2 separate regions of the Homo sapiens genome follow, and region 1 is linked to region 2. The links are chromatin loops, found by intact Hi-C in ENCODE. Cell type or tissue: body of pancreas. All regions are shown on one strand. Links, peaks and the distances in the headings refer to the core of each region. The heading gives the core; the rest is flanking DNA.

Region 1 (17,125 bases), core at 4,821-12,820, 260 kb after region 2:
GGATACTTGCATGCCCCCCAAGTTGCTAGAGCTGCCTATCTTTGGGTCTCTGGCAACATATTTAGTTTTTAACTCCATTTTGTTTTAATTTTTTTGAAATTTTTATTTTTCCTGTTTCAGTGAAAATCTGGCTATTAGCTTCATCTCAGAAAGGGCTCTGTCAACTCATCTAAACCCAATACTGGATCCACCTAAAGCTGTAAAATCCAGGACAAAATCTTTTTGGAGTCCACCCCTGACAGGAAAAAGAATCTGCACCATTTTGGTAGAGCATAGCACCCCTCTGTGGAAACTGAGTGTCCCCTGGTGGTGCAAAACAGCAACACGCAAGTAAAATTCAAAAGCACAGGGGACCTCTGAGGGCTACTGTGGGAATCACAAAAAGCTGCACCCAAATACCAGGGGGACAATTGCAACACTTCTTCAATACTATACCCACACATGAGAAAACAGTGAGAGCTCTCCCACTTCTTATGTTAATAAAACAATAAGGACAACTGAAAACACTCATCTATACAGAAACTAGGGTTTTCACGAATTTAATTTTGTGTTAAAAAATTTTACACAAAATAACTTATATCACAAAACTGTCTTGTGAAATGAATTTAATCTTTCTGTCGCCTAGTATTAATTTGAGGTCCAAAACAGAAGTGATAGGGTGTAAGGGAATTCATTTCTAAAGAAGGAAATGAATTGTATTTGCCTCCTGTTCCGTCTCTTTAGGAAAGATTATGGTTTTTCTTGTTGAGCCTCAACGTAACCCAATAATCTCATCCCAAACTGATGATCTTCAGTTATGTCTACATAAATTACATGTGGCCCAAGATAACTAAAAGCTGCAGATCTGGAGATGCTACAGACTATCGACATAGTTGAACAGACTCTGAGGGTTACAACAAAGCAAGTGAATGTCAAGATACATAATTAGTGAAGACACAAGAACTTAGGCACATTGAAATTACTGCACGGAACAATGTGCCCTCGCAGGACTCCCGCAAACAGTGCATCATATTGCCATGCGTTATGCTTTTGTAAAGCTTTGATAAAGCTTTTATATTCACCTACACTTTCAGGTAAACCTAACCAAAGCCCTGAAAATTCATGTGGCTTTCTGGTTCTACTTGGTCTGAGTTTTTTAAAAGCTGTTTTTCTAATTATTCTGTGAAAAAACATCCATTGTGTGTGTGTGTGTGTGTGTGTGTGTGTGTGTGTGTGTATAAATTTTTTTGTTTCTGCTGGAAGCAAAAGGGTTATACTTAATTCAGTAGATTCTGACTTCCAACACACAACCAGTAGCCAAAGCACTTGCATATTTGTAGTAAATTCTATAATAAACATTGGTACTGTTGTTCTCATGTTGTGCTCTGAACCAGAAAGGTCTTAAAATTATGCCAAATTTTACCCATAGAGAGGGCTGTTAATATTGTAGGTGAAAATATCTTTGGAATATTAAGCAAAACATATTGCTATGATGTCCTTGAGAAACAGTGAAGCACAACCTCCATCTCTTTTCTCTATTCCCAAAGTCCAATTTTTGGCAGGACATAATCAGTTTCTAAAACTTGACACAGGAGAGAAGTGAAGGTGAGGATGAGCAGAGGAAGGAGAATGATGAAACTCATAACACAAAAGAGAGAAAGCTCAGAAGTCTCAAATTATAAAGCTGAAAATCCTCAGAACCTTGCATATCTGAGAAGTCAGGACTGTATTTTACCATCATTTTGTTTTAAATAATATAGGGAATAGGCTTTTTCTTGGTCTTTTTTTTTTTTTTTTTTTTTTTTTTTAATGAGATGGGGTCTCACAATGTTGCCCAAACTGGTCTTGAACTCCTGGCCTCAGGCAATCCTCCCGTCTCGGCCTCCCAAAGTGCTAGGATTACAGGTGTGAGCCACCACGCCTGGCCAGGAATAGGCTTTTATACCTAATTTTGTATAGTGATACTTCAAAACGTGAGAGCACGTGTGTCTACAAATATTATCGACAATTTCTTTCCTATAAAAACCTGATTAGAGCTAGTAGTCAGCTCATGTTCAGATGCCTGGTCCAGCCCTTTATCTAATAACTGCGAGATGTTTCAGTTCTTCCCTTTCTCAATTTTCAAGGAAGAGGCCAGAACTAGGGAGTTTTGGTAGTCTCCAATGTTCCCAGGGCTCAAACTCAAAATCTCAGTTAAGAATATGACAGGACTTATAAATGCTGTGACTGCCACCTAGAGGCGAACGGAACACAGAGCTCCACCAGCGAGGTTTGGTTAGTCTGCTCTCACTGATTTCAAGTCATAGGATACATGTGAAAAAAACTAAGTCTCTAAAATCATTAAAAGACCATTCTAAAATAATAGTTGTCAGAGTACAATAATATCTGTCAAAGCACCTGTACATAAATAGGTAGCCTTCTTTTATCCATGGTATTTCCCATCTTCCAATTGCATTTTCTAAAATACAGAAACATACACAGACCAGGCTTTTTTAGCTTGTCGTGACCACTCACAGATGCAAATCACCTCCTAAACTGCTATGCTTTATAACAAGCTTGTCCAACCTGAGGCCCACAGGCTGCATACAGCCCAGGACAGCTTTGAATGTGGCCCAACACAAATTTATAAAGTTTCTCAAAATATTATGAGTTTTTTGCAATTTTTTTTAAGCTCATCAGCTATTGTTAGTGTATTTTAGGTATGGCCCAAGACAATTCTTCTTCCAATGTGGCCCAGGGAAGCCAAAAGATTGGACACCCCTGCTCTATATCAAAGGCACTACGCATAAAAAGAACTTCAGGGCAAACTAGTTGGCTAATACAAAAATTTAGTTTTGTTGGGGGGAAGAACACAGCATAGTAGTTACATACTTATTTTAAACAATTTAAAGGGTTTACAAAAACAATTACCTGTAAAATTCTGTGGCTAGAGGAAACAAAACTTCAAAATATAACAACTTGAACTTAATCTTGTAAGTCACATTACCTTAAAACTTAGAAAGCACCTCAACAGGCCAGGTGTGGTGGCTCACACCTGTAATCCCAGCACTTTGGGAGGCTGAGGCAGGCGGATCACGAGGTCAGGAGATCGAGACCATCCTGGCTAACACAGTGAAACCTCGTCTCTACTAAAAATACAAAACATTAGCCAGGCATGGTGGGGGGCACCTGTTGTCCCAGCTACTCAGGAGGCTGAGGCAGGAGAATGGCGTGAACCTGGAGGCAGAGCTTGCAGTGAGCCGAGATCACGCCATCTCAAAAACAAACAAAAAAAAGCACCTTAACAAAAAGAGAACAATGTATGTACAACCACTGTAAAGTAACTTGCATGTTAAGGAAAAAAAAAAAAACCCTCAATTAATACCTTCCAAATATGAGAGGGCATGAAATTGTCTGAGCCCTGAGCTCTGGAGTCAGATCCATGAGGTCAAATCCCCATTCCACTTCTCCCACCTCTAAATCTGTTTCCTCAACTGCAAAAATGCATCAACTAAAAGGTTGTTGCGAGGATGAAAATAAATGCCTGGCATATAATAGGCAAATACAGGTAGGATTTTATTTTTCTTTCTACATCTATCCTGAAGAATAACAGCAAATTATCTTAATATCCTAGGAGCTTCATAACAATTGTCACTGCAGGAAAATACCATATGATCCTGGATCAGTGCTGGGGAAGATGTTTACACACCTTATGTGTGGACATGCAGTGAGACTACAGACAAATAAGCCTAATTTCTGAAGTTCTTTTTAGGCATACTGGCTTTGATGTTATAGAGCACAGCAGTTGAGGAGGTGGATTGCATCTGTAAGCAGTAATGACAAGTAAAAATAGCATGATCTGATTTAATAAACTTGTTAATGGATCCACTCTTAATATACCCACCCTTAATATACCCACCCAACCCCTTCACCCCCAAACAGCTTCTTACCTAGCCAATCCTTCTTCATAGAGATAGATGACAAGAGGATCATAGGAAGTCACGAGCACATAGAGGCGCACGTCAAACTTGAAATCTAAAAAAAAAAAGTTTGTATTCACAAAAAAAAACTAAGTTCATTTGTTTCCTGTTACAGAATAAACAACGAAACCAAGAAACATGAAAGAAAGAACATTCCTACACTCCACATGAAACACACACTGCTCACACACCTTGACTTCGGAGGATAACTAATAATTATACTATATAATTGTACCGTATACATATTATGTATATAGTACATAATAAAAACCGTATAATGTATATATACATTAATATAACTGTAATGTATATATAATGCATATGTGTGTCATTTTCATATATATTAATTACTGCACAATTTTCATACATATACTACTATATAACCTATAAAGCACTTTCTCTTATATTGTCTCATTTCACCTTCAGATAAATCCCGTGAGATAGGTAAGGAACCTGCTGCCTTTCTGGAGCCACACATGTCAAGAATTTCACAACAGTATAATAAAGACTTACTAGAGAAGGCTATGAAAAGCTTAAAAAGTTGAGCAAAAATCTGGCCCAATTTGGTCAAGGGCCTAATCACAACTCACCATCTATGAGCAGGGGGTTGTTAATGTAACGGGAGACCAAAATGTTCTCTTCCAGGGAGATCTGGTTTGGCTATTGAGTAAAGAGAAAGAATGAAAGAATAGAAATACACAGGAATCCTAATTTACAATAAGGGAGCAAAGTTCTTAACCTTTAAAGAAATGGTAAGGTGGAAAACTAAAATTCTGGTTAAAGTTTCCTCCAAGGTACCCATATATTCAGTTGGCCATATAATATCACTTCTATAACACTATAGGCATCCAATTACGATGCAGGAAAAATAAATTTACACAGTACCTCTCACATAATAAATAATAAATAAATAAATAAATAAATAAATAAGCCTAATAGCCTTAAAGATGTATATACATGATATTAAATAGTTACCTGCCAAGAAAATAAGAGCCACTTTAAAAATAAATGAAAACTTGCTTTCTCCCTGAAGTATAATGGAAATTTAAAAATACTACTACTATTCTTAAATGAAGGCTTTCATTAACATGTTTGGAGAACTTACAGATCCACAATGGATCCTAGCATTTTCTCTGTAAAATGAGATAGGTGTTTAATTGATTCACTTAAGGGTATTTGCTAAGCAACTGTATGCAAAGAGTGAATAAGGTCTTTAAAAGATTTCTTCAATGAAAAACAGTTGTTTATACAATAAATAGAAAAGTACTGTGGACACTGCATATGGCACTGGGGATACCATGATGAACATAACACATATAATCTCTGCCTGGCAGATTTAAGATTCAGTAAATCCCTATCCCTGAAAAGTTTAATATTTAGGTAGAGGAACAGCAAAATATAGAATTTAAAAGAACACAAAGCAGCATTTCTATAAATACAAGATGCCAGGTTACAAAGTTAAAGTGCAGACCAATCAGGTGGGACCAGTCAGGGAAGACTTGTCCCAGAAGAGTAGATGCAGAAATGAGTGAAGGCTGGGAAGCACATGGTGGAGAAGAAAGGAGCCCATCATCGGAAGATGGCACGCACCAAGCCCAGTAGAAAGGAGGGTGGGCCGATTCACAGACCTGGGGCTAAAAGACTGAACTGGGAAATTATGAAAGACATGGTTAAACAATGAGGAGGGAGGTACCCTACTGACAAAGGGATTTGAACCCCTGGCAAAGGGAGTTTATATTTAGCATGGTGGGAAGCAGGAAATTATTGTGGATTCTAGATTAAGGAAACAGCAAGATTAAAATATCTGGGAGAAAAAAAAAAACCTTCACATGTGATTAGATAAAGCTGGAAGTCACCACAATCCATGTAGGACAAAAGGGCTCCAAAAGGGAAGTGGTAGTGATAATAATTAGGTTGATAATAGCTACAGTAAAGGCAACAGAAATAACCATCAACATTTGCAGACACAAAATTTAACAAATGTACTAAACACGTGGATGTGCCAAGTGCTGTTCTAAGTCTGTTCACAGGATTATTTCATTTAATCCTCACCCAACCCCATGAGGCAGGTATATCACCATCCACATTTTATAGATTAAAAAAGAATCAGAGTGGGTTAGGGACCTGCTCAAAGTCACGGAGCTAATAAGCAATAGAGCAGCAACGGAATCCAGGGAGTCTTCCTCACAGGCTTCGCTTTTAGGCTTTATTCTTACCTCTTCCCAATATTCTGCTCTCAAATTTAATTGTCCCCCAAATTCAAAAGTTTGTCTTTATAACAATGCATTTCCTACCCTCAATACTACTACTGTTTTTCATATGATAATTTTGTGACCTATAACATTATACACAACCAGTATGAGCAGCTCTGAAGTCAGAATGAGAGTCCTCTCTCAGTTCCCACTGCTGCTATCTCAAAGTCAGAACACAGCTTTCACAACCCATCTCTACGCATCATAGGAACACAATGACATCATTACTGATTCATCCCTAATGAACTTCATCATCCATACCATTTCCTGACTCCCTTACATTTCTTGATCAGCTTCTCGTAAGTACTATCTCCATTTTGAATCTGCTCAATGAGAATTGATGCAATCACTATACAGCTGCAGGCTATGTTGTAAACGTAAAATCAAACAATCACAGCTCTCTTCCTACTGAGTAGAACCTATAGGCTACAATAAATATCTACTCACCCAACTTTTCTCCACAGCAGAGAATATGCTGATAGTGGTCATCATTCCATGACACATCTAACGCCCATGCCCATTTCCTCTCCTCCCTTGCTCACCATACACATTTATCCTTTGAGTTACACGTAACATAAACCCTTACAATATTTAGGTAACTTTACTATGTGTTCTATTGTCTTTATCCCTCACTTCTATCCGCATTGGGAATTAAACTGTAGACTCCCAGAAGAAAAGAAAGGTTTGGATATAGTTTCTTTGCACAGCGTTACAGACTGAAGAGCAACTAAGAAAAACTTTTTGATATCTTCAAGCCTGTTTCCTTTCATCAATCCCCAGTTAACTCATTTCAAATTATTCCAATTCAAAGCTCAAACTGCCTCCCAAAGAATGCTGAAGTAGGAATCTGAATTGTTGGGAAAGTTGGAAACACATCTTTCTTTTCTAAGACAGCATCTCATTTCTTCGCCCAGGCTGGAGTCCAATGGTGTTATTTCAGCTCACTGCAACCTCCACTTCCTAGGTTCAAGCAACTGCCCTGCCTCAGCCTCCCCAGTAGTTGGGATTACAGACACGTACCACCATACCCAGCTAATTTTTGTATTTTTAGTAGAGATGGGGTTTCACCATGTTGCCCAGGCTGGTCTCAAACTCCTGGCCTCAAGTGATATGCCCGCCTCAGCCTCCCAAAGTGCTGGGATTACAGGCATGAGCCACTGCGCCTGGCTGGAAAGGTATCTTTCTAAATGGACCTTAAGGTTAAAGCTCATGGTATCTGTTAAGTCATTGTAAAGGAGAATGATATAGTGGTTAAGAGTGTCTATGCTGGAATCATCTGGACCTGAGTTACAACCTTGACTCTACCACTTATTAAGGAAATAATAACTACCTCATAGGGTTCATATATGGATTAAGTGAGATTATGTTTAGAAAGGACAGTGGTAGGCTCAATAAACATTAGTTATTATTACTGCAAACTTAACAGAATATATGTGGTTCTAATTACAAAGTCCCACAGCTCAACAGCATTCATCACTACCTGCTGCATGCCATTCTACTCAGAGTACTGAGTGGTACTATTATGAAAATTGGAGATACATAATAATTAGGAGAATTTCTCAAAAGCTTTTAAGGAGTGACAACACAGTAGGCACTCCTGAAATACTTGTTGAGCAATGAGAAAAACAAAGGGAACCTAAGATAAAAACACATAAACAAACAGAAACAAGAGAGTACAGAATTATATTCACGAATATAGGAGGGACTAGAGTGACCTAACACTCTCCTAACATGTGAAAGTCTCAGAGAATGTATCAATACTGTATTTCCCATGGATCATGTGTGAGACAAGAATGAGTAAACTTGACTTCCATAATCAAATTCATACCTTAATCAGAAAACACCCATTCTTTCCCCTCCTTGCTTTGAATATACTAAATTGGGAAAATATGGCATTTAGTCATGGTTACTGAAGGAGTGGAGCAAACACAGCTTTGTTCCTTTATGCTGTATTTCTAAAGAGCACATCCTTATGAGACCACGTTAGCCAACCGAGATGTTTCCATCTGTGGTCCACACTTCTCTTTTCAGTGTTACATAAAAGTGATGCTTTTGCTATCCTTTATCTCGTTCTCGTAATGGTAAAAGTTGCTATTTGCAGAGAGTTTCCAAAAGGTTATGACTACTATAGGGAAGTTTTAGTAAGTGGCCCTCTCACTCCAGTGGGAAGAGAGGGGAAGATATTTTCATTTGGCCCTCACACCAACTCCATCCCCACTGCCTAAATCCCTCACTCACTCACATTAGTTCTGCTCCCAGACCCTCTGCCTCAGCATTCCCTCTCCTCACCCTCCTGCTTAAATCTAAAAGGAAAGCAGGCAGCAGCCTTGGAAAGAGTTACTTCATCCAGTTGGCTAATGGGTCACATATTCCATGGGAAAGGATCCAGGCATGGAAAAGAGGGGATGGTTATGCCTTTTGTGTAAGGAGAGAGAAGAGTATTAACAACATGGTTTGCAGGTCTGGGTAAAAGGTGGTAAAATTCCAGTTTTGGGGTAAAACAGGAGTATTTTCCCATTATGTCCGCATGTTGCCAGCTCCCCTCATGCCTCCTGGCATCCTCCCAGGCTTCTGTCTGGCACTTCCACTAAATACCTAAAAGAATCAGACTCATTCCAAAGCTTCACAAAGAGGGAGGGGGAAGGCAAAAGGTCCTGCCAAGTACTTTGATCTATGCAGGGGGTCTCAAAGGATTCAGCCCAGGGAGAGGTGGGAGGGAGAAAAAGACTCTTACATAGCCTGCCAAACACATTCTCTAAGACATGTCACCCCACTGAGATTCGGCATCCAGGGAAGAGTTAGGGCGCAGGGTTCTCGGCTCCACCAAGGAAAGTTTAACTTTTCTATCCTTTATGATGCTAGCTTTAAAATAACAAATCACTAGGGCAAAAAAGCATTCCAAAAGAAAAAAGTCCCAGATGAGCTGGGAATAGATCCTATTCTTTTTGACTCATATCTAAGAAAATAAAAAGCAAACTTGTACCATAGCTGACTTTCAATAGCAATTCCATTTGGCAGCTAAAACCTAAACCCAAACTAGTGCCGTCTATGAGATTCAAACAACACTGGAGCTCCTGGCACAGAGCTGAAGGAAAAGCTGTTGGAGAGGGGCCTTCAACACCAACGTCAGAGCAGAGACAAGAGGAGACAGAGCCAAGGCATATGACCATGGCCTTATGTCACAGGAGACTCAGGGTAAAAGGCCTCCAGAGTGGCCTAGGCCAGGTAACAGAAGTTGCAGCCAATGCCTGGGGCTGTAGCAGTTGCTCTATCAAAACCAGATCCTATATTTCTTTGGCATGAAGGGTCTGGCCATCATTGTTTACGGTACTGTTTTGAGTCCAGACTGAATTTAAGGACTTTCCAATGTGAAAGATCCCTCAGAAAGTTAGTTTCTACACATATGGCAAACAGCTCAATGTGAAAAGACAAGTGGGGAATTTAAGATAGGGTTCTGGTCCCACATACAACACATCTACCTACCCCTGCCCTTCCAGAGTTCCAGTGGAAGGACAGAAAGAATATTTTCAAAAGAATGAAATGATATCAAAGCTAGGAAAAAGTAAAAGAAGCCAGAAAAGTCCAAAAGAGATAAGAGTGACCTTCCCAAGGAGGCTCCTGCAAATTTCCAAGCTTGTACTCAACAAACATGAAGCTCAGGGATCAGCCAAGGAATTAGAATCAGATAATTAACAAACAGCATTTGGAACAGTGAGGCCAGGAGACGTGTGGGTGCAGAAATCTGATAGAGAAGAGTAGAACTTGAGGCTACCTTATCACCAGTACACACAAAAAGGAAAAGAAAGGTAGCTCTGCCCAAGAGGGAGATCACCAAAATCCTCCTCTGCATTCACAATATGGCCCACTTTATTTTGGCAAGGTGGAAGGGGAGTGCTTCTCACCATGTCCACCTAAAGTAAAGCCTGAGAGTCAACATGTTTTGCCCTTACACAAAATTCACAGTCAGCCTCTTCCAGGGAGAAGATATTAGGAAAAGAGTCCTACACAACCACAGTAGAAACCCAGACCAGCGGCCAGTTTCATTCAGTCTAGTCTTTTGTTCATAAATATGGTCCAACATGTAAGGATCATCAAAGCTGAGAAAATCCAATAGCAGGGGAAAAGACAATCCCAATAAAATTAAAGGACAGAAGAGAACTTTACAAAAATTTCCATTGGTATCCTCAGAAGGAAAGGCAGGCAAACTGCATCCATTATGCAACAAAAGGTTGTTATTTGTAAATAAAAATAAAGCAAATCAGAATATGAGTTTCTGGAAATCAACCTATGATACCCAATATAAAAATACAGTAGATAAATGAATAATAAATGGATAAACCTCAACCTGTGATCTAGAAGATGGGAAAAGAATTAAAAATGCGAGAAAAGTTAACATGAAGGAAAGATCTAGAATGCCTCAAAAAAGAGTTCTAAAAGCGGAGACAAATAAGAAGATAACTTTCCTTAAAGAAAAACACCAGTTTCCAGACTGAAAATGCCTGCCAAATATCCAGGAGGAAGAATAAAAAACTGGTCCAGGCCTAAATCCTGGTTAAATTTCAGAATCCCAAAGTCTGTCAGCGGCAGCAGCAAATCCATATGGGTGGGTCTGCAGCAACTCACTTATTGCCTCCTTGCAGGAAAGAATTTGTCTGAGGGCATAAGGCAGAGTGAGAGACCAAGGCAAGTTTTAGAGCAGGAGTGAACATTTATTGAAAAGTTTTAGAGCAGAAATGAAAGGAAGTAAAGTACACGTGGAAGAGGGCCAAGCCGACAACTTGAGAGACCCAAGTGCCTGTTTCACCTTAGACTTGGGGTTTTATATGTTGGCATGCTTCCGGGGTTTTGCATCTCTCCTCCCTTGATTTTTCCATGGGGTAAGCTGTCTGCATGTGCAGTGGCCTGCCAGCACTTGAGAGGGGCCTCATACACAGTGTGTTGGCTGCAGCTGTGCACGTGCTCATTTGAAGTGTTTTTGCCTTACCAGTCGAGTGTTCCTAGAGGAAGGTCATATACCAGTTAAACTCCATCATTTTGCTTCTTAGGGCACATGCTTGAGCCTACTCGCCCAACTCCTGAGATCTTACTGGGAAATGGCTGATCACCAGCTTCAGGTGCCTGCCTTTCCCTGGCATCTGCTGCTACCAATTATTATTTTAGAGAGACCAGTTTAACAACTGCCTGACCATCACCTGATGATCACCTGACACTCCTTGGTGGTAGCGGGGGCCCTCTCATGCCCGGCTCATGTCTGCCCAGCTACCTATCCTAATATTTCCCCCTTTAGAAGTCCAAGAGTTGGTTTCCACTGAGTTTAAATGTTTTACTCAACTTATAGATAAAATAAAGAAACTGAATCATAGTTACTGAAGAGATTCTATTATTGTTTAAAACATAAACATAAAAACTAATCAAACAAATGTGCAAGGGAGGGTGGGACATGATGTAAATGCAATAAATGCCAAACTGGGAATTAACAAATACAATGTAATGTCAATGAAAGAAATATAAATCAACAAAAGTTACTAACTACTATTGTAAGTCCAGGGAGTGAGACCAGTAGGGATTTTATTTACCATGTGTATGTATTCAATTTAAGACAACTTTTAATGAGAATTTTGCAAAGAATCAAGATATTGCTGGCTTTTGAAAAAAGAGGAGAAATGAGACGAAGAAGGGCAGAAAGAGGAAAGGAAAGAGGAAGGAAGGAGGAGAAAGGAGAAGCAGCAGCAGTAGCGAGGATACCATACCAAATTAAGGTTCACTTGTTTGATAACCTTGAGAACAGAACCCACAGTTCTGCTCACAACAGATGCTAAACACATACGCTATCAATTAATACTTGGTGTGTAGGAATTAACATCACAATATGCTAAAAGCAGAAAAGGTACCTCTTTTCTGCTGACACAACAGGTTGCCCTCCCCTAAAATCTGATCAAGTGTCTTTTTAGCCATGGAGTAACTGCTGGTGCAGAAGATTCCTGCCAGTAAGGCAAACAAGTCAAGTTATACCTACGCTTAACTCACTTCTGAATGCAGATTTAAGAAGAGCACACCTGCTCTTAATGAAATGGAACTATATTAGTAACCAATACAAAGGGTGAAGGAGGAAAGAACAAGTGAGGAGAGAGGTTTGCCATCTGCTGCATACTTACATTGTTGATCAGGTAGACGCCCCGCCCCCTTGAAGATGCCACTGGTTTTACTATCCAAGGTCCCCGGTCCTTCGAATATGAATCTGCTCAAAATATTGGGAGATAAAAAACAGAGGAAACAAAGAAAAAGAATGAACTTGAGTTTATTATATCAACTTTCAAAAAGGGTTATCTACTCAGGGAACCCAAAAATCTTACAAATTTCTAAGTGTTGGGCAGTAACTAAAATTACCTGTATTTTTGGACTTGCCTTAAAAATAAAAATAGAGCGAGGGAAGGAGGGAGGAGAAAAGAGGACAGCAAAATCACTCCCATAGTAATTTCTTCCACCATTTCGCCTCTTTCCTTTTCTTTTTTTTTTTTTTAAGGCAGGGTCTTTGCTCTGTTGACCAGGCTGGAGTGCAGTGGTGCTTCCATAGCTTATTGCACCCTCAACCTCTGGGGCTCAAACAGTCCTCCCACCTCAGCCTTCTGAGTTGATGGGACTACAGGCATGGGCCACCATGCCCAGCTAATTGTTTTTAACTTTTTGTAGAGACAGGGTTTCTCTATGTTGCCCAGGCTAGTCTTCAACTCCTGGCCTCAAGCAATCCTCCCACCTCAGCCTCCCAAAGCGCCGGAATTACAGGTATAAGCCACCATGCCCGGCCTCCCCTCTTTCTTGAATGAAAAGATGAAAACAAAATAAGGCAAATATCTGGATGTTAGTCTATTACTGTCACAAAGAATCATCATGAATCTTTGAAATGCTTACATCTGTTAACTAAAGGACCTTAGGCAAACAGTGTCAATGTAAGCCAAAATCTAGTTCTTATAATACAGCTACTTTCCTTAAATATTTCGAGCTTATAAAAAAAAATTCACTGTAAATCAAGCAATGTGCCAGTGGAGAGGAAGGACAATCATTTACAAGTGATTAAAAGGTGCCATTTGTCCTGTTCCTTTCCCAGGTTCAGCTTTACACTTTATATCCCTTTGGATCGTGAAAAGAGAAAGCAGACAACTGACACTAAGCCTCCCAGAGGCTTGCAAGTGGTCTGAGGAAAAGCAGCTCTGTCTTCCACTTAGGGAGTGTCAGAAGTCAGGGGAGAGAAGCAGGCTAGAGCTCTCAGTGCTGCTGATTCTCACATCCCAGACTGGAGAGAGAGCACTGGTCCCAGCTGTGCCTCTTCCACTTTTGATGAAATACGTCAGGTGGCAGCAGTCAGTACTGTTTCAAAGCAGAGATGGGATGAAAGGTAAAAATTGAGAGAATTTTTTGTTTTTGGTATTTTTCTTCAATGAAGGAAGAGAGAAAGGGAAGGAATAGTGTGGGGAAATAAATCAAGCAAATGCAAATGTTTCTGAGCAGATCTCACAAAGACTTCCTTTTTCCAAATTGCCTAGGTTGCTGTGCGCCAAGATATCAGTCCCAGTTTATCTAGAATACAACAGCATAAACCTAAGAAAGTTCCCTATAGTTTCTGTTCTTCTGGTTGGACCTATTAAGAGGCAAGTCCTTTTCTAGGGCTCCAGTATCAGAACAAGACTTTCAGATACTGGAGTCCTGAAGTTTTGCACACTTCCCTCCACCCTGCATTTGGGCCTATACCAGGCAGGTCTTCAGAAGGAGCTCTCTAGGCTCAGCTCCTTTTCCCAGATGACTTGCCAGCAACTACTTGTCTCCTTTTCTTTCCTCTCCCTCTGACATGAGCCAGTCTCTTCAAAGCCTCCCACACAAACTTGACTTTGTCAATGCCACAAACCATTTCAGCAGGAGGAAAGAAAGAGATCTTTTGTCCACTCTCCCCCATCTTCCTCTGCCTTTTCCCTTGATGCAGAATTAACAGAATTAGAAAAAATTTAATGTGCCGCACAGAATTTAAAACTCTGTGAGCAATTCTACCTCTAGAACTATATCCTCTAGTTCTACTCACACATGTGTAAAATATTGCATATATAAGATTTTCAATGCTGTGTTATAACAGCAAAATATTAATTAAATACACTACAATGCATCTGTATGAAGGGTCGGCAAACTATTTTTGTAAAAAGCCAGAGAATAAATATTTTAGGCTTTGCAGGCCATGCAGTTTCTGTGGCAGTACCTAACTCTGCAATTGTAGCTTGAAAGTAGCCATAAACAATATGTAAGCAAAGGGGTGTGGCTGTTTACATAAAATTTTATGTATGAACACTGAATTTCATATGATTTCTACATGCCACAAAATTTTATTCTTCTTTTGATTTCTTTCCAACCATTTAAAAATGGTTCTTAGCTTGTGGGACACACAAAAACTGGCAGAAGACCAATTTCACTCAAGGGATATAGTTTGCAGACATCTAATCTACACAATGGAATATTAAGCAGACACACAAAACAAGAATATTATTAATGAACTGATATGGAATGATCTTGAAGATAGCCTGTTAAATGAAAAAAACAAAGTGCAGGGCAATGTATGTTATATACGCCCATCTGTTCATATACACACGTTATTTGCTAGTAAATGCAAAGAATATCTCTAGAGGGTATGTAAAAAACTAGTAACACTGATCATCTCTGGGGAGGAAAATGGGATGACTGAGGAACAAGAGGAGAAAAGAGTCTTTTCACTGATGACTGTTTTGGAATTTCTTTTGTACCATGGGAATATATTACCTTTCAAAAAATATAATTTATAAGTCCTGCTATAGAAGACATATTTATAGTTATATATGACAAAAAATTAAATTTCCATAAAGTGAGGCCACTGAATATATGTATGTGTATTCAGTTTATATATTTTTTTCACTTTGCCATTTTCCCCAGATACTGAGCAGACTGAACAGAATGCCTGAGCAAGAGGCTATTAATATCAAAACAAAACAAAAAATAACAAAACTTTCCAAATGTCACTCATTTAATACCTCTAAGTATCTAATCTGTGTCCATCAGTTTGCTAGGTGTGGGGCGCACAGTATTAAAAAATACAGTCTTTTCCATCATGAAGATTAGACTAGCCGAAAAAACAGACATTGAACAAGTAATTACAGGCAATGAGAGTTATAAAAAGGAAGTACAAGGTTCTACAGAAATGTCTAAGGAAACGACCAGGCTAGTTATTAATAGGCTCACTCACACCTGTAATCCCAGCGCTTTGGGAGACTGGGGCAGGAGGATCCCTTGAGGCCAGGAGTTCAAGACCAGGCTGGCCAACCTACTGAGACTGTCTCTATGGAAAATAAAAAAATTAGCCAGGCATGGTGGTGTGTGGCTGTAGTCCTAGCTGCTTCTAAGGCTGAGGTGGGCAGATTACATGAGCCTAGGAATTCGAGGTTATGGGGAGCTATGATTACCACAGCCTGGGTGAGAGAACAAGACCCTGGGGAGGGAGGGGAGGGGAGGGGAAGGGAAGGAAGGAGAGGGGAGGGAAGGGGGAAAGGTAGCGGGAGGAAGGTAGGGGAGGGAAGTGGGAGAGGGAAGTCGGGGAGGGGAGGGGAGGGGAGGGCAGGGAAGGGAAGGGGTCAAAGCCATCTGGAGACAGTACCCTCTACTTTGTGAACTAGGCTTATCAGAAGTTAATGCTTCTGGCTATCGGGGGAACCACCCCCAATATTTCAACATAGGTTCTTTTCTATTTCCCTAAGTGTTGGCCGGTCTGAGAAATAAAGGGAAAGAGTACAAAAGAGAGAAATTTTAAAGCTGGTGTCCAGGGGAGACATCACATGTTGGCAGGTTCCATGATGCCCCCTGAGCCGCAAAACCAGCAAGTTTTTATTAGTGATTTTTAAAGGGGAGGGAGTGTACGAATAGGGTGTGGGTCACAGAGATCACATGCTTCCCAAGGCAATAAAATATCACAAGGCAAATGGGGGCAGAGTGAGATCACAGGACCAGGCAAAACTAAAATTGCTAATGAAGTTTCATGTCCCACTGGGCACGCATTGTCATTGATAACATCTTATCAGGAGACAGGGTTGAGAGCAGACAACCAGTCTGACTAAAATTTACTAGGCAGGAATTTCCTCATCCTAATAGGCCTGGGAGCGCGACGGGAGACCAGGGCTTATTTTATCCCTTATCTTCAACCGTCTAAGACAGACATTCCTAGAGTGGCCATTTTAGGGACCTTCCCCTAGGAATGCATTCTCTTTCTCAGGGCTGTTCCTTGCTGAGAAAAAGAATTCAGCAATATTTCTCCTATTCGCTTTTGTAAGAAGAGAAATATGGCTCTGTTCCACCCAGCTCTCAGGCAGTCAGACCTAATGGTTATCTCCCTTGTTCCATGAACATCACTGTTATCCTGTTCTTTTTTCAAGGTGCCCAGATTTCATATTGTTTAAACACATGCTTTACGAACAATTTGTGCAGTTAACGCAATTATCACAGGGTCCTGAGGCGACATACGTCCTCAGCTTATGAAGATGACGGGATTAAGAGATTAAAGTAAAGACAGACATAGGAAATCACAAGAGTATTGATTAGGGAAGTGATAAATGTCCATAAAATCTTCACAATTTATGTTCAGAGACTGCAGTAAAGATAGGCGTAAGAAATTATAAAAGTATTAATTTGGGGAACTAATAAACATCCATGAAATCTTCACAATTTATGTTACTCTGCCATGGCTTCAGCCAGTCCCTCCGCTCAGGGTCCCTGACTTCCCACAACATCTGGCTGGGCGCAGTGGCTTATGCCTGTAATCCCAGCAATTTGGGAGGCCGAGGTGGGCGGATCACCTGAGGTCAGGAGTTCGAGACTAGCCTGGCCAACATGGTGAAACCCCATCTCTACTAAAAACACAAAAATTAGCTAGGC
Region 2 (14,593 bases), core at 6,594-14,593:
GGGACCCTAACCTAGACATTCTGTGTGCAGGACGCATGTAGTTAAGCACTCATTTATATGTAAAATACACGTTGTAAGTGTTACCTTTAACCTCCTTTAACCTTTAGGGTTCAGTAGAACTTTGATTTATAACATAAATGAATCATGTGTTGGACCAAGCAGGAGAGGTCAGAGTTATTATCTTAGTAACCCAGGTGGCAGATTGCACAATGATAACTGGATTTGTTCTTCCTTAGCTCTGCATTTTTTTTTTTTTTTTTTTGCCCGGGAGATTCATACTGCCACAAATGTTCTCCCTAATTTAATGAAGGAGTTTTCTTTATTTAATGAAGAGTCTCAAGCAGGTTAAGCAACCGCAGCTACGTAAAAGTGACCTCTCTGAGCCTCAGTTTCCCCAGCTGTAAAGTTAGAGATGATTTCCAAACTCCTTTTCAGCTGAAAGAATTTTATAATTCCATCTGGGATGAATCAGCAGAGCCTCTATTGGGGAGTATGGGCAAGACTCTGTAATCCTTTTTCTAATTCTCCAGGATTTTACTGTCGGGAGGGAGTAGAGAGTTTCTCTGACCCCATGTGATGGGAAAGGACACAGCTTTTTTACTTCCGTTGTCATCCCTCTTACAAAGGTATCACCAATGTAGGTGTCATTTTATCTTCTGGCTTGTAATTATCTGTCTCTGTTCGGAGACTTGTTGTTTTCAGCCAAGGGCAGCGCTAAGACAACCAGCAAACCCAGAGTTTCTCAGCAAAGAGAAAACTCTATATTTTAGTCTTTGTTCTCTAGCTGCTAAGTGTAGATTTTGTTTATTCTGAGAATTATTCTGAAAATCATTTGCTCCAAGGGCCAATGCCCTCTGCACAGTAGAGGTCAGCACTTCTCCAAGTGTGGTCCAGAGGAAGCTGGAGGTAAATGTAGATTCCCTGGTCCCACCCACCCTTATAGAATCAGAATCTTGAGGGGGTGGAGTCTTGGGGAACCTGTATTTTCGACAAGCTCCTTATGGATTCTTAAGCACATTGAAGCTTAAGAGTCAGTGAACTAGGGCGAAACTTTTCTTAGAGGGATGGCAAACACAAGTGCCTACAGAGACCCGGCAGGAAATGCAAATGATCTGGAAGAAAAGCCACGGCGTCATGATAAACTGCACCAGGACACTTGGTCTTGGGGTCAAGAAGAAAGTAGGGTGTGTGAGACAGGGAGAGGGAGGGGACCTGGAGCCCACGTGCCCAGCCAAAGCAGCAGCCAGCCTCAGTTCTTGCTGGGTTTTGCATTGAGGACTGTGGGTCCAGCTTGATTAGTTCTTCCCGTGTCCCAGAAAAGCAGAAAATCTGGATCTTTCTGTGAAGTGTTCCAATTTTTAACATGGGCTTAAAATGTTTATGGGCTTCTAACTCAAAATTTTTAAAGGTGTTCCATCAGCGAAACAACATGTCTAATTCATTTAACGGTTAATCAATAGAAAGCTCACACCATTAAAGCAGTGGTTTCTCAAACTTCCAGAACATCTAGAAGCCATGGTGCCCTTTGCAACACATTATAATCTGTGGTTCTCAACCCTGGCTGCACGTTAGAATCATCTGGAGATCTTGAAAAAAATATGCCGTGGACCCCACTCACTCCAGTGTAGTCAGAACTGCTGGGGAATGGGTCCAGGAATCATTTGTTTTTAAAGCTTTCCAGGTGATTCTAATGTGCAGCCAGGGTAGAGAAGTACAGCCACACTGATAAATATAGTCCCTTCACTAGAACCAGCAGAAATGATATATACAAGCAAAGGCACACCTAGCCACCCAGGTGTCTGAACACATTTTAAAAGGCAGTTAACTAAACATGGTCAGCTATTTCCTGGTTTTTCCATGCATACTGTACATGAATATTCTTTGCTTATGTTTTGCCCCGTTAAACAAAATAGAGAAAATGGCATTCACCAATATATATTTTTTCTGTGCAATGGAAAAAGTTGCTCAAGATTTAATTTGTAAAGGTGGGACCCCCTAGTCCAGCTCTCAATAATACTAGTGTTCTGTGAGGCATGGCTTAAGAACCACAAACTCGTTTGCAGTGGGTCATTGTCTGAGGCATAGGTTGACACTCTAGGCCCATTTAGTGGAATCTTGCCATATTTTGTTGATGAAACCATCTTCACCAGATGATCTCCCAGATCCCTCCCAGCTTGAAGAGTCTCTGCTTCAATAAATGAGGTATGTTCAGAAGACCTGGGTTCAAACCCCACCTCCACCACCTTCTAGTTATGTGACCTTGGGAAAGACATTTAACTTTTTGAGGCTCAGTTTTCTCATTTGTCAAGTGATAAATTTTACATGTTTTCATTCTTCTCAGGGGTTGTTAGAAGGTCACATGAAGTAATAAAAACTCGACAAAACAAGGTGGTGCTATTACATTTTGCTTATTTATGTATACGATGATTCATTCCACAGATTACTTAAAACATCATTATTCAGTGAATTTGATTGTCAAGAAGATTGTATGTACATTTTCTTTGATCTCCCAGGCAATTCTTTTTTTTAATTAATTTTAATTTTAATTTTTTTGACAGAGTCTCACTCTGTCACCCAGCCTGGAGTGCACTGGTGCAATCTCGGCTCACTGTAGCTTCTGCCTTCTGGGTTCAAGTGATTCTCATGCCTCAGCCTCCCGAGTAGCTGGGGTTACAGGTGCCCACCACCACACCCAGCTAATTTTTGTATTTGGAGTAGAGATGGGGTTTTGCCATGTTGGCCAGGCTGGTCTCGAACTCCTGACCTCCAGTGATCCACCTGCCTCGGCCTCCCAAAGTGCTGGGATTACAGGCATGAGCCACTGTTCTCGGCCTTTAAAATTTTTAATTTTAAATAATAGGGATAGGTCCTCCCTATGTTGTCCAGGCTGATCTTGAACTCCTGGGCTCAAGCAATCCTCCCGCCTCAGCCTCCCGAGTAGCTGAAATAACAGACATGTGCTACCATGCCCAGCTAATTTTCGTATTTTTTATAGAGATGGGGTTTCACCATGTTGGCCAGGCTGGTCTCAAACACCTGAGCTCAAGCAATCCACCCACCTCAGCCTCCCAAGGTGCTGGCTGGGATTACAGGCGTGAGCCACCATGCCTGGCTGCCAATTCTTCTTCTTCTTCTTCTTTTTTTTTTTTTTTTTGAGATGGAGTCTCACTCTGTTGCCCAGGCTGGAGTGCAGTGACACAATCTCAGCTCACTGCAACCTCGACCTCCCAGGTTCAAGTGACTCTCCTGCCTCAGCCTCCTGAATAGCTAGGATTACAAGCATGCACCATCATGCCTGGCTAATTTTTGTATTTTTAGTAGAGACGGGGTTTCACCTTGTTGCCCAGGTGCCAATTCTTTTTTAATCACTAGCAATTGTGTCCTAAGCTTTGCTTGCTAGTGTCAAGTTGCTTGTGTCAGCTAACTTCTGAGTGACTCTGGCCAAGACCCTCTAGACAGCCATTTCTTCCTCTGAAGAGGGTTGCGCCACATGACTCCTGATGTCCCTTCTAATCATGGGAAATCTATATATCCCAGTAATAGAAAAATGACCTTTCCCACCTCTTTCTTGAAACCTTAAAATTCTCCCCAGGATGTGTTCATCCTGGGGAGCAGATTATGATTGATAGGCTGGAAGAAACCAAAGAGGACGGCCACTAGGGTGTCCTGAGAACTCTCTTAGCTCATAACTTTCCCCATCTCCTGGCTTCCCACTGCCTTGACCCACTCTGACTGTCTCACCAGCAAGTGCCATTTTCCATCTCCCTTCTTTTTTTTCTGAGATGGAGTCTCACTCTGTTGCCCAGGTTGGAGTGCAATGGCACCACCTCAGCTCATTGCAACCTCTGCCTCCTGGGTTCAAGCGATTCTCCTGCCTCAACCTCCTCAGTAGCTGGGATTACAGGCACGCACCACCAGGCCTGGCTAATTTTCATATTTTTAGTAGAGACAGGGTTTCACCATGTTGGTCAGGCTGGTCTCAAACTCCTGATGTCGTGATCTGCCCACCTCGGCTTCCCGAAGTGCTGGGATTACAGGCGTGAGCCACCGTGCCCGGCCCCATCTCCCTTCTTTTTACAGCAAGGTGCATGTTGCACTGACTTACCCTTTATTCCTCTTGTAGTCACTGGAGCTGTGTTATTTATTTACTTTATTAATTTATTTATTTACTTGAAACAGAGTCTCCCTCTGTTGCCCAGGCTGGAGTGCAGTGGCACAATCCTGGCTCACTGCAATCTGGACCTCCCGAGCTCAAGTGATCCTCCCAGCAGGTGCTATTGTAACTGAAGCCATATCAATAACAGCTCCTTCAAAACCCAGCTCTGTTGTCCTTGATAGGGTTGCCAATGCAAGTAGCTTATCCACATTCAGAGTATTACAAACTTGTAAACTTACACATTACTTAACTATCACTGATTTCTCTCCTTGGTTCTATCTGAAATGGTTTAGGGAATCGTTGGCAGTATCTGTTCTTTCAAAGCCAATTATTAATCAGGGCTTCATTAGACAGCATTCACACATTTGTTTTCCTAACATCTGTTCCATTAATTTTCTAAGAACCAGCGTCAGGCCCACCAGATGGCAATTTCCAGAAACACTCACTCATCCTTTCCTGAAGATCAGTAGCGCATTTGCTTGTTTCCAGGCCTCTGATCCTTCCTGCCTTGTCTGTGACTTCCTCAACAACCCCTCGGGGTGATTATAAGCTCATTCCAGCCATGTCCATTATGTGTGGAATCTGGGTCTATGAGCTTGAATTTCAACTTCGGGCTATTGTTACCATTTGTGCAGAAAGTTTTTCTCTGGGTGTTAATACTGCTCAGACCTTGAGGCTGTCAAGTGTACAGGAGCAGAGAAAAGACAGGCTCTTTCTCTTTCTCTGGCTCAGAGGGGTGGGAAAGAGCATTCGCTGCCCACATCTTGTGGACAGGGATGAAGAGGCCAGCAGGTGACAGCGTCTGGCATAGCACGTGCTGTCAAGGAAAGAGAAAGGAGCCAATGGTGACACACCAGCTTGGTCAGAGGAAGCATCTGTGTTTCTGCCAGGCTCATGATGTGGGCTCTTTGCTATATAAGCCCTGCTTTATTGGGTCTAAAACACAAGGTTGAGATGTCACTGCACTGCTCAAACACTTTCAGTGACTCCCTACTGTTAATGGGTTAAAATTTAACCTTTTAGTCTGACAGGTGGACCCCAATCTATCATCTTGCCCTTTCTCACCTGGCTCCCACCTGCTGTTTCGGGCCCCTCTTACTCATTTGCATTTCCTCCCCTCCCTGCCTTTGCTTCCAGCAGTCACTCCATGTAACATTTCTTTCCTCCCCATCCTCAAATCCTCTCAATTTTCACCCCTTCCGTGAAGTGCTCCTTGCCATTTCCCTCCTTTGATTTCCTGCAGCAACTCCTGGACTTCTCTGAAAACCACTGGTTTCCTGTCGCTCCCCTCACCTGTGCTCCTGCATTGTGACATCTTCCGGGGCACTCTGTCCTATTATTTCTCTCTAGTCCTGTTATTTGGGCCCATGTATTAATACCCCCCCTTAGATATTAACCCATAAGCCTGAGGCTGCACTTTTTTGAATTTTGAAATCAGACCTTGGCCTTGACCTTGAGCAGCAGGATATAAATAACTCTTACATGCTTAGCGTTCCAATAATGGAACACCAGGCATAAATGGGTTTTAATCCCCTTGAAGGCAGGGGTTGTGTCTACTCATGTTTTGCTTCCCAAGGTTAGCACTATGCTTGGCATATAGTAGCTGCTCAATACATCTTTGATAAATGAATGAATGCCCAGATGAACAAACACACGAATAAATCAACTAGCTGTAAGATATGTAAACTACTAGGTGCTGATATCTTTCTAGAATCAGTATTTTCTCAAAAAGTAGGAAAAACGGGTTGGAAAACTTACCAGAACTGAGATGTCAAGGCAGTGGGAGGAGGGGGCAATTAGATTTGACTGGCCAGTCTAGTGCCATGTTGTGGAGCTCTGAGGCCACACTGCTCCTTGCTCAGGACTGTGTGTGATTCTAGGGCCACCAAGAATCTTCCTCGTATCTCCACCTTGCGGTCTGAGGCCTCAAGCCTCTAGGGAGGTGGCAGGCGGGACGGTGGCCACTTGGTGCCTGTCCGTTGGCAGCACACTGTTCCTGCATGTCTCGCTCATGCTGTGCCCTCTGCTCTGCTTTATCTCCTAGACGAACTGGCTGTCTGCCCTAAAGGAATTACCTCCAAGGTTTTCCGCTTCAATGTGTCCTCAGTGGAGAAAAATAGAACCAACCTATTCCGAGCAGAATTCCGGGTCTTGCGGGTGCCCAACCCCAGCTCTAAGCGGAATGAGCAGAGGATCGAGCTCTTCCAGGTAACTCCTCTCTCAGAGCAGAAACCACACCGACGGGAAAGCTGGTTCCTTTGCCATATCAGGGCACCACTGGGTGCAGCGTTTGGCAGACCTGGGTTTGAATCCTGGCTTCTCTGAGCCTTCGTTTCCGTATCTGTGTCTGTCATTAAAACACTTAAGAGTTAGCTAAGGTGCTCGAGGGCCATGGCATTCAGGAACCACTGGTTTCCTATCGCTCCCTCACCTGTGCTCTGCATTGTGACATCTTCTGGGGCACTCTGTCCTGGTCTCGGGTACTCACTCCTTTCTCTGCCCTGTAGATCCTTCGGCCAGATGAGCACATTGCCAAACAGCGCTATATCGGTGGCAAGAATCTGCCCACACGGGGCACTGCCGAGTGGCTGTCCTTTGATGTCACTGACACTGTGCGTGAGTGGCTGTTGAGAAGAGGTAGGTGGACCCTTCAGATAAGCATTTCAGAATGAACCTCAGGTCCCTTAGTCCTCCATGAAATGGAGGGAAGAGGACAGAATTAAGGGAGTCAGAGATCTGGGTTCAAACCCTAGCTTTGCCACTGAGTATCCTCCATTCATTCACTCAACTAATGTTTATTAAATGCTCACTGTAAGACAGGCCCTGGGGATGCAGCCACAGGGATAGGAACTATGAGAAATAGAAAGAGGGCAATGTGACAATGAGTGGGTGGAGTCCAACAGGGAAGGTCTCTATGATGAAGAAATTCATGCATTGACATCTGAATGATAAGGATTTAGCCCATGAAGATCAGAATAAGGGATGTGCTAAGCAAAGGCAACAGGGAGGCCCAGGCCCTCAAGTGGAAATAAGCTTGATTTGTTCTAGCAGCAGCAGCAAACAGATCGGTGTGGCTGGAGCATGGTGAGCTGGGGAGGGGAAGAGGAGGGGAGGTGGTCAGGGAGGTTGCTGGGGCCATATAATTTATTATTACTATTATTATTATTATTATTATTATTATTATTATTATTATTATTATTTCTTGAGACTGAGTCTCGCTCTGTTGCCTAAGCTGGAGTGCAGTGGTGCGATCTCTGCTCACTGCACCTCCACCATCTGGGTTCAAGCGATTCTCACGTCTCAGTCTCCTGAATAGCTGGGACTACAGGTGCACGCTGCCACACCTGGCTAATTTTTTTGTATTTTTAGTAAAGATGGGGTTTCACCATGTTGGCCAGGCTGGTCTCGAACTCCTGACCTCAAGTGATCCGCCCACTTTGGCTTCCAAAAGTGCTGGGATTATAGATGTGAGCCAGCATGCCCAGCCAATTTAATTTAGAACATCATCAGGTCATGGCGAGGTTTCAGGACTTATTCCAGGTGTGATGAGAAGTGTGGGAGTGCTATAACCAGAGCTGGGGATACTCAAGATACCCAGGAATTCCTTCCTGTCCCTCTACTGGGTGTGAAGTCAAGAGCCTAGGAGAACCCACGTGGATCTGCCAACGGCAGCTCTGTTGGGAATTCTGACTCAGACAGCTACAGGGAGGAGGGGCTGGGTGAGGTGATTTGATTGACATCTTTAAAAGATCCCTCTAGTTTCCAGGAGGTCAAGGGAAGAGGCAGGAAAATGAGTTAGGAGCCACGGCGGCAGCCCAGATGAGAGCAATATCTAGGCCGAGACTAGGGCGGTAGCAGTGGATATGACGATCAGATGGATTTGTTCTGTATTTTGAAGGTAGCCAGTAGCACAGGCTGATTAGGTATGGGATGTGAGGACACAAGAGCATTCCAGATAACTTCTAAATTTTTTCGACATCCAGGTGGTATCACTTATTGAAATAGGGGGCCTAGGAGAAGAACAGGTTCTGTTCTGCCCAGTTAAGTTTAAAAGGCCGGGTCGTCATGCAAGTAGAGCTATCCTGGAGGCATATCAAACTTCACATGTCCCAAATATCTTACCCACACACTGCCTTCACCTGGAAAATCAGGCAATGGTTCCTCCTCTATGTATGCCTCACAGAGCTGTTTTAAGGATCAAATGTATTTGAGAGAACTTCATGGTTTTTACCATGTTTTACAAGAGTAAGCTTTTCTTATTTTAGATAAGGAAACAGGCCGAGAGAAGTTAAGTGACTTGACCGAGGTCGTCCAGTCTGGATTAGAACTTTGGTGTCTCATGACACCATCCTCTGTGTTTCTTTCCCTTTTCTTGGCTGGTACTGCCTGGTCTGATGCTCAGTGGGTTGGGGTCACAGATGGCAGTCCCATCTGTTCCTTCTCTTCCTCTTGGGCAAGGTTTTCTCCTGTCATCAGCTGCTATAAAGCCACAGACCATCCACATATTGATGCCCAGAGTCCCTGAGGCAGGTGGATCCTTCTAAGTCCTTGGTGTTTTAGGCAACTAAGAGTTAAAGCTCAAAGGCAGAGCTTACAAACTATTTGGCCTGCACATTGTTTTCGATTTGACTAGTCATCAACAGTTTTGGGTGTTTTAAGTCAGGAGATTTCACATAAAACCTGGACTTCTTGCTGTTTTTGAAAAATCGAAAGATTTCCTGATAACCATCCGTCAGAGATGAGTACCGGCCACCCCTTGAGATGGGGTATGCATCCTCAGTCCCCGCAGCCCCCACCATTCCCTATTGTTCCCCAAGAGTGAGGCTGGCAGTTCCTGTTTAGCATCATGTGCTGGCTCGATTTTCTCACTTACGTGACCTGCCTGGGCTCGGTAGCCATCGAGTTTGCATTGCTTGATGCCACGGAGCCCAGGCAAGTCACATAAATGAGAAAATTCCCCATCCAAGGGGAATTATCCAGTGGCTGAGTTGGCAGATGGTGGGCTGAAGATCCTGCCCCAGTCCCAAGGGTACCCAGGAATTTCATCCTGTCCCTCCTACTGAGCATGAAGGCAAGAGCCTAGGAGAACCCACGTGGATCTGCCGACAGCAGCTCTGTTGGGAATTCTGACTCAGACGGCTACAGAAAGGAGGGGCTGGGGAAATTAATCTCTTAACTTCCCTGTCTGATTTTGATCAGCTCCACCTGGATTTCTTTGAAGCCCTGGGCACTTGAAGGAGTTCTTATTTTCACAGCTGCAGAACTCAATGAGAAGTTTGCATTGAGAATGATTTCCATCCTCCTGAGACATCAAAAAGATAATTTCGTAATAAAACCTATGGGTCCCCCACCCACCACCCCCACAGCTGCCAATTCTGAGGTTAGTTCTTCATTGGAACCTTCAGTTCACACTTAGGCAGATACTGCCCACCTTTCCCACAGGGGAATCATCACACAGGTTTGTACTTACAGAGAGCCCATGAGTCTCTTCAGAGTTCATGGCTTCAAACCAGGCAACAAAGGACTCCAAATTGGAGCAGTTGGCGGTGTAGATTGATGAGAAAACTGAGTCACACATGTGGTCTTGGATTCATTCAGCAAACATCTGAGAGCCCTTGTGCACCAGGTACCCAGGCTGCATTCTGGGTCGCAGAGTGGGTTGGAGTCCACAAGGGCCGCTGGGGACCCAGGTCTCATACCCTTGTGCTATTGCTCATATAGTCTGCAGCACCTAGCTAGGCAGGGCCAGGCCTCCCCTAGTAGGCTGGGGAGGGAGCCTCTCAGCATCATGGCTCAGGAAAGGTGGGACACTGGGAAACAACCATCTTGCATGTTGGTGAATGTGTGGGCATCTTCCTTGGTGGTCTCTGTTGCCCCCTCTTTACCCCTCCTTGTCTCTAACAAGAGTTTGGGATCTGGCATCAAGCTGTCAGTGCTTGAATCCTGGCACTACTATCCACTGGTTGGATATCTTGGGCAAGCTGTTTAATCTCCCTAAGCCTCAGTGTTCTTATCTGTACAATGGGGGATAATAGTTCTTGCTCTATGGGATTATTATAGAGATAGAATAAGTTAGTGATTGTTGTCATCATCTCTAAGTCCTCTATCTGGATACAGCCTGTTGGCCAAGCCAGGCCACCCTCTTGTGCTTACATCCTGGACCCTCACTCTCCCCAACACAGCTGTCTGCACCTTGACTTTCTAACTCACAGAATCATGGAACTCACTCACTCCAGGTCTCTTCCAGCCTGCCTTGAACCAGCTTGACCAGGAGGTACACTGTGTTGTTAGGTAGCCCATTTCAGCTACTTTGGCTCCTCCTTCCAGCTGCCTTAACCCAGGGAGAGGGCAATCCTCATACCTCCCTCTCCATTCACTTCTCCTCCAGCTGGGTCTCAGCTGCCTTGTTTTATTGGTCTGCCTTCCCTCACTGAGCGAACCTGCTGGAACAGAGATCTTCAAGCTCAGCAGGCGCAGTGTGCCTCAGAGGTTGCCCTGACTTAGGGTAGAGCAGATCTGGTTAGGCTCTGGAGTTTATGGAAGAAAGGAGCTGGGTTTTAACCAGTAGGACTGGGATGTCCAAGCCAACCTAATGTTGATGGGAATCTCCAGTCTTGTAGGCTTGTATCCTTCTGTCTATGAGAAGGTTGCTGGGCCAGGTTGGACTTTTTGGGGTTTGCCCTGATGGCACAATTTCAGGAAGACTCCAGGTTGTCTCCAAGGCCAGATGCTCACACACATGGTGTGTGGCCTCAGGGAGCAGCAAATCAATCAACTCATCGAGAGGCTGACCCTGAATCCAGAGAGGTCCATCCCCCATGACCTCTCCTACACCTGGCCACAACTGGCTGCTATCCCAGGATCAACAGAGCTTCCCAAATTAAGTCTTACCCACCAGAATTGACATGATACCAGATCCTACCTGGTTTTCTGTGTAAAACTACTTGTCTCAGTGCAGACTTTTCATTTTCTTTCTTTTTCCTTCACTTCACTCAACCTCATTTACTGAGTTCCTGCTTCCTTGATTTTGGTTGCCAAAACATGTGATCCCACAACTACTAGGCGAATGGGCTGGAGTTGCCCTTCACGCACCAGAATGTCAGGCACCAAACCCTGGCACCTCCAGGCTTCATCATGCTCACTGTCTCCGTGCTCAAGTCATCTGGACCCTCAGCCATAGTTCTCTATCATCTCCTCTGTGCTGTTTTCTAAGTTCACAACTGTCTTCCCAAGCTGTTCATCTTGGTGAGCAATCCACATTCCAACTTCCCATCATGGTGAACAAGGATTCCCAAAGAAGAAATGTCCAAGTAATTTTTACCTCGTTGTGTCCTTGTTCCTTAGGAAAAATATGGCCCAGTGTAACCGTGATCTTCATCTTATCTCTTCTAGAATCTGCCACTTTGTCTAGGCCCACAGTCATGGCCCTGGTAGAAATGCTTGCATCTTCCACTGAGACGGATTCTGCTTCCTGTTTGCAAGTGACCTTGCCTCTAGCATTGGTTCCTGACTTGAATCTTTTTGCCAGCATTACATCCTGTGGCTTTTTGAATTTGTGGCCTTTTGAATCACAGTCTCTGTGCTCGGAGACTCTTTAGTTACTCCCTGTCCGTAGTCTCTTCCAGTCCCTCTGCCTCTTGCCCTGATCCTTCTGCAGTAGATTGGCTCAACGATCCCCTCTCCCAAAAACCATGTAGATGGCATGAGTTTTTGCTTTCCTTACTGTATCTGTGTACTTTTGCCTCCAAGTAGGTAGGTGACAATTTTCTCTTAATACCATCCTTTCAAAGGGAATGATTATTCCACTTCTGTTTCATGATGGCCACTAGTGTATGCCCCCATTTGGTGATTCATAATACAACAGGAATACCTGGAATGTGGCAACGTGCGCTTGAAGGTCCACTCTGAGCTCTGGAGGCACTTTCTGTCTCCTGTGACCCTCAATAGAACTCAGTTCCTATGAGTCCCTATAGGAGCAGAGGCCCTGGCTCACCCTTGCATGGGTGGTGGGCACACTTCCCCATCACACAGAGGTGCTTTTCTCACTAATTCTGTCTTATTTTGCAGAGTCCAACTTAGGTCTAGAAATCAGCATTCACTGTCCATGTCACACCTTTCAGCCCAATGGAGATATCCTGGAAAACATTCACGAGGTGATGGAAATCAAATTCAAAGGTAACAAAATGAATGTGTATGGTAGGATGGGTGAGTGGGGGGGAAGTTAATGGGACAGGATAGTGCAGGAGACCCTTACCAGACCTCAAGAAAAGAAACCAAGCTCCTTCAGAGAGATAGCCGACTATTTTGTACTTGAGTAATTCTGCTTTGCCCCAAAAGCAATGAGTGTAACTTTCAGTTTATAGCTTAGAGAATGCATTAGCCTCTGGAAGACAACACGTACTGGTAAGTGGTGAAACTGTGTAGGCAAGCCATCTAGCCTCTGGTCCTAGTGAAATGGGATGAGAGTTCCTCTTTCACAGTGTTGTCAGGCAATTAAATGAGATAATGAATAAGGAACACAGTGCCAGAAATGCTCAACAGATAGGACTTGTCTTCCTCCTCCCTAAAAGAAATTAAGTTTGGCTGTCCTGAACATGAGTGCCCAGACAACTGAGCTTTCCAGATGTGCAGGGCCTACCTGACCTTGCCCAGGGGTCCTCTGGGTTTGGATGATTGCTTCGAGCCTCAGGGTGTTTGTCCCCGGGGTGTTTGGGTAGAGATGGCGAAGTCGTTGAGAGTCATTTCTGGTTTTCCATTATGTTTGCAAGGAACTCAGCCTTGATGATCTCTGGAGTTCAGGGAAGTTCTCTTTTCCTTTCATATTCCCATTTTGGGTAACTGCGGAACGCCTGAGGTCAGAGGCTTGTCTGGGAAAAGGTGCAGGCCTCTTTTGGCTCAGCGCTGGACAGTGATCTTACCCCACATGGGCTCTATTTTACAGCCTTTTCTTAAAGCCAAAGATTTGACACTGTAACCACAGAACCTTAGAGCCCAGAGGACCTTTGGAGTCCTTACCTACAGGCCAGCTTAGGATGAAACCTTCCCATTTCAGTGAATACTTATCTTGTTCATAAAGATTTTCAGAAAAAGGGATTTGTGATCCAGGTCTCTCATTTATCTTACAGATCTGGTGCCCCTTCCTGAGACCCGAGCCACTCCTGTAGCTATGTAAATTAATTCCTCATGTTCCTGTCCTCAGTGAGGATGGACAACAGTTGGCAGCTGTCCTTCGCAAAATCGATCTCCATTTAGTTGAGACTCTTTCTAAGTCAGTCTCCAGTCTTTTCCTTTTTTTTCAGATGAAACGGGTTGATGAATTTAGATTTTCTTTCCAGAGCTTATTTGCTATTTATCATATGCTTCATTATCTCATCTGAATTTTATAGTGAAAACACTTCAAAGACTCTAAGTGCAATGTGAATGTTAACAATTATACAGTCTTGTTTCTTTGGCTCCCATTCAGGCTATCTTAAGTTGTGACACCTTAAATTTTTGGTAGGACTTCTGCGTTATCTTGGTCCATTCACATTTTAAGAGGAAACTCACACCCCAAGATTCTAAGTCTAGAATCTAAAGTGACAATCCAGGGCTGGGTGCAGTGGCTCACACCTGTAATCTTAGCACTCTGGGAGGCCGAGGTGGGCGGATCACTTGAGGTCAGGAGTTCGAGACCAGCCTGGCCAACATGGTGAAACCCTGTCTCTACTAAAAATACAAAAATAGCTGGGCATGGTGGCATGCACCTGTAATCCCAGCTACTTGGGAGGCTGAGGCAGGAGAATCTCTTGAACCCCGGAGGCAGAGGTTGCAGTGAGCCAAGATGGGGCCACTGCACTCCAGCCTGGCCAACAGAGCGAGACTCTGTCTCAAAACAAACAAACAAACAAATAAACAAGCCGACAACCCGGAGATATGTGTTAGGTACCCACTTAGTAACAGGGATGCTTCATAGGTCCATGAAGATTCCTAGGAATCTCAGCAAGGGCTTTCTGCCCCTTGGAAGATTTCTATACAAGGGTATGGGGATCTGAACACGGGGCATCTTTCAGTGGGCATCCTTACAATAATAATGAGTTCTTTTGATACTGGCTTCTCCATCTGCTCTTCCCCTTTCTGCACCTGGACATCAGAATTAAGCTGCACTTGTCCCCCACACCTCCCTCGCAGACTGCACTGCCCCTCCTCCTGGGCAGTGATGGGGCGTGTGGAGGAGGCAGCCTCCAAGGGCTCTGCTCTCTTCAGACAGGAGATTGTCACTTTCCTTCCCTTCTTCAGGCGTGGACAATGAGGATGACCATGGCCGTGGAGATCTGGGGCGCCTCAAGAAGCAGAAGGATCACCACAACCCTCATCTAATCCTCATGATGATTCCCCCACACCGGCTCGACAACCCGGGCCAGGGGGGTCAGAGGAAGAAGCGGGCTTTGGACACCAATT

What was found. A loop is a pair of places that touch in the nucleus more often than their neighbours do. Peaks named below come from ENCODE experiments on the same cell type or tissue, not always from the same donor. Only the 100,000 strongest peaks of a DNase experiment are listed, where the experiment ranks them.
Region 1: a loop joins it to region 2, with 2.8 times the contacts of the local background. A loop is called at or near these places in 10 of 110 quality-filtered maps.

The regions. Positions count from the first base shown.
Region 1 is chr14:75,694,491-75,711,615 of GRCh38, reverse strand. It overlaps TTLL5 (tubulin tyrosine ligase like 5), which reads right to left. Exons shown (of 32, transcript NM_015072.5): 7 at 12,346-12,428; 8 at 4,529-4,598; 9 at 3,909-3,993. Among named protein-coding and RNA genes, the nearest start is that of TTLL5, 42 kb to the right of the region's middle. RefSeq lists a silencer at 13,684-13,884. In body of pancreas, for the core only: no CTCF peak of the experiment used is centred there; no DNase peak of the experiment used is centred there; H3K27ac peaks cover 1,818 bases.
Region 2 is chr14:75,963,326-75,977,918 of GRCh38, reverse strand. It overlaps TGFB3 (transforming growth factor beta 3), which reads left to right. Exons shown (of 7, transcript NM_003239.5): 2 at 6,201-6,364; 3 at 6,664-6,793; 4 at 12,224-12,331; 5 at 14,432-14,593. Among named protein-coding and RNA genes, the nearest start is that of TGFB3, 11 kb to the left of the region's middle. In body of pancreas, for the core only: no CTCF peak of the experiment used is centred there; no DNase peak of the experiment used is centred there.